2 separate regions of the Homo sapiens genome follow, and region 2 is linked to region 1. A link is a contact called in ENCODE Hi-C or POLR2A ChIA-PET data. All regions are on one chromosome and are shown on one strand. Each heading gives the region's core, a stretch centred on a gene start or an enhancer-like site at or near the end of the contact. The rest is flanking DNA. Distances are from core to core; before and after follow the strand shown.

What was found. A loop is a pair of places that touch in the nucleus more often than their neighbours do. ChIA-PET counts read pairs that join two places held with the same protein, here RNA polymerase II (POLR2A). Pooled maps may share reads with other maps.
Region 2: a map of mammary epithelial cell shows a loop between it and region 1 (2.8-fold over the local background). The contact joins the promoter of LINC02873 here to the enhancer-like site in region 1. A Hi-C loop is called at or near these places in 5 of 168 maps with a recorded cell type or tissue (PC-3, PC-9, mammary epithelial cell and 2 more) and 1 of 50 pooled maps. POLR2A ChIA-PET finds 5 or more read pairs at or near these places in 3 of 52 experiments (A673, PC-9 and activated T-cell).

What each region holds. Positions count from the first base shown.
Region 1 is chr11:130,633,321-130,636,985 of GRCh38, forward strand. No RefSeq gene overlaps it. Among named protein-coding and RNA genes, the nearest start is that of MIR8052, 32 kb to the right of the region's middle. Within about 2 kb of position 1,896, at least 9 of the 41 ENCODE cell types and tissues checked have a DNase peak (open chromatin) inside an H3K27ac peak, as active enhancers do; they include PC-3, PC-9 and mammary epithelial cell, where a contact is called at or near this core.
Region 2 is chr11:130,671,066-130,674,730 of GRCh38, forward strand. LINC02873 (long intergenic non-protein coding RNA 2873) reads left to right here and starts at 1,891. Exons shown (of 3, transcript NR_164144.1): 1 at 1,891-2,123.

The DNA.
Region 1 (3,665 bases), core at 646-3,145:
TTTGTTCTTTCAATGAATGGTTCTTTATGTATCAACACCTCTCTTGAAGGATGATGCCTGGAAGTGAAGCAAGGAATGTTCTAGGTGTGGTCCAATGACATTAAGGACGTGGCTTCTGTGTTCTGTGTCCCAGTTATATATCCTAACAATATGTTATGGTATTTGTTTGGTAGCTGCATCCCCATGTGAAACTTTCAGGAAATTAAATCTTTACATTTTTCTCCCTAACGCTGCTATTTAGACTTATGATCTCAGATGCAATAATAAGCTGATGAGCAGAATGAGAATAGGACCTTCTTTCCTAGAGAAAGGCATTCTCTGTCTGAGTCATAACTGCTGTGCTCTCTGTGCAGGCACCTGGCTAGGAGAGTGAAGGCTTGAAGCCATGTGCTCTCATGTGATTGGCTGAATTACTTGGTCAAGAAACCAGAGTGGACCCTTAGCCAAGGTCAAGGGGCTGGCATAGCAGAGAAAAGGCAACGGCTTCATCAGATGGTTAGCAAGTTGAAAAATATGTATTTGCATTTGGGTTTGAAAATCAGGGTAAAATTTGTCAGAAGCCAGAGAAAAAATATACGGGTAGCCAGAGAACAAATACAGTGAGGAATGAGCAGAGCCCAGGGGCTGCAGTGCCATTTGTTGATACAAGGAAAAGAAAGTTAGACATAAATGTTTCCTCTCTGAGCTGATGTTGTTTAACCTGTGAGCATTTGGTGTACAACTTACAGATCTTGATACACCCTCATCCCTGAACTGAAGGCATCTGTTTGGCAATTAGAAGAAAGGTCTTAAGTATGCTTAGCTGGTATTACAGCACGCCACTGAGAAACTGCAGGGGAAAGAGAGACGTGGCTGTGTTCCTGAGGCCCACTTCTTGAAGTTTCCTCAAAGGTGGGAGACGCTGATTTCTTCCCAGAATCCTCTGGGCATCCCTGTGGCCAGAGATTTAGGAACCTTGCTTGCCACAGACTCAAAGCAGGAAGGCCACCACTTCCTAACCCCAGGGAGGAGGCTCTCAGTTGCTAGTGAGAGTGGAACAGAGGCTGCAGGTTCACCTGAATTGGCCATAGAGGGGAAGGCATGGATGAGAGGGGAGAAGGGCTGGCGTCTTCCCTTCTCAGTGGTTCCCTCTCCTTCACTTGCCTCCTTCTGGTCTCCTCCTTGCCTCCTCCTGCTGTTGGAGTGGATGAGCTGGGGGCCCACACCAGGGCTTGGCACGGCGGGAGGAGGGCATGGAGTTTCTCTAGACCTTGGCTTTAAGTAAGAGTGCTGACCAGGCTCTTAAACTGGGGATGTGGGCTAGTCCAGCTCACTAGAGTGGAGTCTTAGGTAATATTAAGGTAATGCATTTGTCCTGAGAGCATCCCTGTTTAACCTAACCGGCCTTTGAGCATCTTAGCAGGGACAGTGCCTGGCAAGAGTCTCAATGATGTTTCCATGTCTCATTTTTATTGATAAAGTCTGGCTTCAGAACCATCTTTCAGGTCACCTGACCACTTGCTTTCCTAGCACAGTGGCTGGCATCTACTAGGCATTAAATAACCATGGGTTATTATCATAATTAAAAACTAGATCAGTTTTCTAAAATAGGGTTAACCATTCTCAAACGTTTTGAATCTGGAGGACCTAAAAGAATCTGGGGTCGCATGAGTCACCAGTGAGGAACTGTATAGAAACTGATTTTGTTATTTTTGCTCCTGACAGATAGCTAAGCCCAGTGACTTCCTGAAAAACCCCACAGAGCGTTAGCAAAGGCCTTGGGAGAAGAACTAGGAACCCTGCCTCGTCCCTTGCTATGTTAGGCAGCAAACCCTGCTTTCCTTCGCCAGGAACAGCAACCCGACTGTGCTCCCTCTGCCAGAGTGGAGCTTCCCTGCAGAGTCAGGCAGGATGGGAACGGCAGATGTCAGCCAAATGGGGCTCTGTTTGAGTCACATCCTGGTAAATGCGTGTCAGAAGCAGGTGAGCGATGTTAAATTTCACACAAACAACAATCCAGATGAAAGGTGAGAGCACAGCAGCCTTGAGCTTTGTCTTTGTGCCCAGACCACTCTCTGCTGTGCAGAAAGAAAAGCCTCACGGAACTCTAGAACACCCGGGTCTGGAATTAGGGCGATGGGGACATGGGCATGCTCCTGTGAGTCCTGCTTCCACCGATGGTGAGACTTTGAGGCTCAAAAGAGTCAATAATTGCACAATGAGAATGTACATAATACCACTGAACTGTACATTTAAAAATGGCTAAAGCATGTGTATTTAGTAAAGACGGGATTTCGCCATGTTAGTCAGGCTGGTCTCGAACTTCTGACCTTGGGTGATCCACCTGCCTCAGCTTCCCAAAGTGCTGGGATTACAGGCATGCCGGGCATGGTGTCAGGCGCCTGTAATCCCAGCTACTTGGGAGACTGAGGCAGGAGAATCACTTGAACCTGAGAGATGGAGGTTGCAGCGAGCTGAGATCACGCCATTGTACTCCAGCCTGGGCAACAAGAGCGAAACTTCATCTCAGAAAAAAAAAAAAAAGTTAAATCAGTAAATGTCATGTTATGTGTATTTTACCACAGTTAAAAAAAAAACAAAAAACAGCAGCCAAGGTGGATAGCAAAGTACAAAACATGCAACAGCAATGACAGTAGCAGCAATGATTTGCACCCAGTTCTTAAGTGCAAGCAGCATAACGGGGAATTAAACAGCTCCCTGTCAAGGAAGGCTTGAGGAGAAGAAGGGCAAGCATGTGGAAGCCCCCTGTGAAGGCTCTCCCCATGCACACTTTCATCACTAGGGCCTTGCTCTGTGACTCTGACCTCTCTTCTTGCCCAGCATGGTCCCTGGGACCTAAGAGTCTGCCTTTCCTCACCAGAATACAGCCCCCCTCCAAGGCTGCAATTTTTCTCCAGGGGTCCTACCTGGGAGCTTAGCTGTCAACACCACCCTCTCAGATGCTCACCGCCTATGGCATCCTGCACCACTAAAGCTTGGGCAAACATCTTGCGCTTTCCTTTTCCTTAGTTAAGAGTATGATATTTGCAAAGGAACTTTACTAAAAACAAACAGGAATAGATGAAGAAATAATGACCCAAGTTACAAATTGCATAAGCAGAAAAGTAGCTCTACTATATTAAACACATAATCCTACATTCATCACAAAATTAAGTGCTTGACATACTCATTTTTAATTTTTGCAACACTCTGAAAGGACGTTGTTTTTGTGCTTCTTTGAGAATCAAGGGAGCTGTTGCTCAGAGGTCTTAGGTACACAGCAAAGCTAAACCAAGACTCGCACCCTGGCCTGACTGGCTCCAAAGTCTTTCTTTTTACCTCTGTACTGCTCCTAGGGTTCTCATTCAAAGGAGGTTCATAGAAACAGCAGAGAGCTTTAACAGATGCCACAGGCTCCGTGAGAACCATGCTCTACCCCTTGCTTGCAGACACATTTTAGGCCGTTTGCCTGCCTCTTTGTCTCTTAGCTCCTGCCTCATCAGTAAACTCGTGGGGGTAGGAGCTTTCCTGGCATTGCTCAACCCTGTACCCGTAACACCACAAACAGAGCTTGGCATATAGTAGGTGCTCATAAATATTTGTTGAATGGGTGAATGAATGATGACTGATCTCTCGGCGACATTACATTCTGCCCCAGCATTCACAGACTTCTCTGCCCGTTTATC
Region 2 (3,665 bases), core at 641-3,140, 38 kb after region 1:
TGTTCTGCGCCTTGTAAGTTGTTTAGAAGCTGGTCTCCCCAAGATGCCACTAGCACCCTTCCCCCAGTTGCAACACTCAAAAATGTCTTCAGATATTATCAATGTCCCCTTAAGGAACAAGATAGCCCTGGTTGAGAATGACCGCTGTAGATGACAGATGTTCATTGAATGACTGAAGGACCTTAGTTCTGGGATTGCTGCAGAACTGATCAGCAACAAAGCAGCATATAAATTCAGGAAAGTGCTCACGTCCTTTTTAGAACAGTATCTCCATCCTGTAAAATATATTTCAGTGGATTTTTATTTTGGCTCAGTGCTAATAATCTAGGAAGCTGTTTTTACTGCCTACAGGAGAAGAGAGTTAGTGGTATTTTATATAACTTACTCTGTCTCCCCTTCACCTCCATTTGCCATCTGCCAAAATCTTTGGCCCTCAGAGTGGGAAAAATACACTCTACCAGCCAACTGAGATCTACCAAGTGCATCATGGCCAAGTAAATATTGAACTCCCTGCTCCTGACGTTTTTGTGAGAATTGGTTTATATAAGGGGCAGAGCTGTGGAGTGAGGAGGGATGGGTTTGAAGTGCAATTAGACTAGCATCCCTTCCTATTTAACAGTCTTTCTGTACCCCATGAAAGTAAACTCACCAAACTTCTAGGTGGGAACCACTTTCCATGTCTCTGCTATCTATGGGAACTTTACTTATTTGTTTAATAAATATTTTTGGGCACCTAATATGTGTCAGACACTGGCTTAAATACTGGTCAATATGCATATGTTCACGTGATTTGCCAAAAAATCAGTTTCATTTATACGGTTCTTGGCCCCACCTTGAGCTCCATGCTGGGCTGAATCCTCCCTGTCATCCAGTTTATGGCTCCCACAATTTGAGAAAAGGTTGGGAGGTGATTCAGAGACAAAGAAGTGGTTAAAAGGCTGGCTGTGTCTGTTGAGGAATTACAGAGAACACCCACTGGGGCTGTCTTCTGAGGGAGAATCAGCATGAGGTGCATGTCTCATCTAGAAAAAGGGTCTCATACAGATTTTCAGAGCTTGGTTCTCCAAGTCCACGCGGCATAGAGAAGTGTCAGGCGTGAGGGAAACAGGTGAGACGTGGCAGAGCACTTCCTGACATACCTGCTGTCTCCCACCGAGTGAGGGGTGGTTCCCGGACCCACCCTGTGACCGGGCACTGGCTGCCTTGCCATGTGTGTGCTGGCACCTTGGGCTTCAGGGCCTGGGGAATTGTCATGGCAAATCCCTACCTGATAAAACTGCTGGGGGGAAAACAGGCTTTGATGCACATTCCCAGGACTCACTGCTGAGGATTGTGATTTTTTCCTGTGAGCTGTTGGCAGAAGCAGGCTCTATGACTAACCTCAGAAGGGCAAGGGAGCTTTCTGTTAACTGATCGCCTGCAGAGGATCAGAGAGGAATTCCTGCTGGACTCCCTGCTCTGGTCCACCCTGGCCTCGTTTTCCATCTCTGGATCCTTCCAGCCGTGCAAACATACACAGTGTTGCCATGGCGACTCTGGGACAGACACATGCATGAGAGAAAAGCGTGAGGCAAAATCTCTCCTCTGATGATTTGCTGGGAGGGAAGGAGGCCTTGAACAGGTTTCAAAAGCACCTTGTTTCACCCCCTGATTTTCACATGAGAGCGGCTACCCCAGCCATAAACACAGTGGCCTCTTTTCTTCTGCTTTGCTTGCTGAGGCGACTGCAGCTCTGGGAGACCTGAAGAGGCTCCAGGATGAAAGAGCCTCCCACCCTTAAACCCACCCATAGAATGGGTTGCCAGTCATCAGGTGGGGACACCATTGGATGGTGGATGATCAGGGCTGTCCCTGGTTATTAAACTCATTATGCTTTCACCAGGACCCCTCACTTGTCCTTGTGAGTTTCTGACATGGTCCTCCTCTGTCTCTTCCTCGCCAGCTTGGCTGCCACCCCTCGGGCTGGGGTCACTGGGGCATGGCCCACCAGCGGCCTCTCCATTCTGGCCCAGCTCCAGCCGTCCTGTGAGCTCAGGTGGACTCAGCTTTCCAGGTCATCTTGGAGGGATCTGGTCATGACCACATCACTCTGGAGTCTGGCTTATTTCCAGCATTTTTCCCAGGTGAAATCAGGCTTAAATGAATATTATGCAGTGACAGGAAAAACAGCTGCTGCCTGAAGAACACACACAGCAGAAGAGAAATGATGGTGGCGATGGAGGTGGGGTAGATGTTCAGTGGGAGGCCCTGGAGGCGGGGGTGGGGTTGGGGGAACAAGGGTAGGGTTTGTCAGCCCCCACCATGCTGGGTGTGTCCCAAATGCCTGTTCTGACTACTTGGTAATGTTTTTTGGGTGCTGTGCTGAGAAAGCCTGCGAGGCTGCATGAGGTTCCGCAGTAGAGAGCCCTGGTGCTCCATGACCAATGCCTGTGACTGGTGCAGCAAGAGGGACGTTCCTCTGCTGAAATGAATGAGTGCATCTTCCCTGAAGGTGGGTGTGGAGAAAGTCCATCACCAGGGTCCTGTTTGGAGGAGAAGCAGCAGATCTGAATGAATCAACTTTCATCAAGTCACCCCATGGTTCTAGGAGAGCCAGTCCACTTTGTCATCAAGCTCCAAATTCCCTGGCTGGCACTTTCGGCCTCTGCTTTGACCTGGCTCAGAGAAATTTCAGCTCCTGTTCTCAGCATGCCCCTCCTGCTGTGGTAGGGCATGTTGCCTTCTTGGTCCTTGAAGGTAGCACCCAACACCTGTTTCCATGCTCTAGTCCAAGGCCTGCTCTCCTTCCTCTGGCTTCCTGACATCCCTTGCATTGAAGGCCAAGTTCAGGACCATGTCCTCCACACACCTTGTGGACAGCTCCACCCGTGGTGGTCTCTCCTCTTCTGCCCTTTTCTCTGTAGTCTGTGCATTCCAGATCAGCACATGAGCTCTCTCCCCTGGCCTCCTTTGTGTTAGGCACAGATGGGAATCCAGGGCAGAGATGATGTTCTGCCCTTACTACCTTGCAGCAGACAGGATCAGACTTGTGGGACCTGCTTGGTTACCTACCACCTGCTGAGATTCTATTTTCTTTTATAATTTTATATTGTACATGTAGCACACTCTTGGTTGCTTACCCAGTGTGCGTTCCTCTTCTCTGCCTTGGTCACAGAACCCAATTTTATTTCAGTTAGTGTGATGCCCCGTTAAAAGGTATCCTTTCCATTTTATTATAAAGCTAAGAGTTAACATTGAAATGTGAGCAAACATGGACAGAGATGGATGTGTTACACATGTTTTCTCCCAATGTGTAGCTTGTCTTATTTTCTTAACAATGTTTTCCAAAGACTAAAAGCCTTTCATTTTGATGAAGTCCAATTTATCGCTTTTCTCTTTTCTAAGTCATGTTTTCTGTGTCATATCTAAGAAGACTCTGTCTGACCCATAGTCACAAAGATTTTCTTCTAGGGTTTTTGTAGTTTTAGCACTTAGTTGTAGGCCTATGATCCATTTTAAGTTAATGTTTAGATATGGTGTGTGGTAAGCATCAAGGTTCAATTCTTTTTCTTAATGTATTATTGTTATTATTTTTGAGACAGAGTATGGCTTTATTGCCCAGGCTGGAGTGCAGTGGTGCAATCACAGCTCACCGCAGCCTCAACCTCCCATTGTATTTTTGTTTT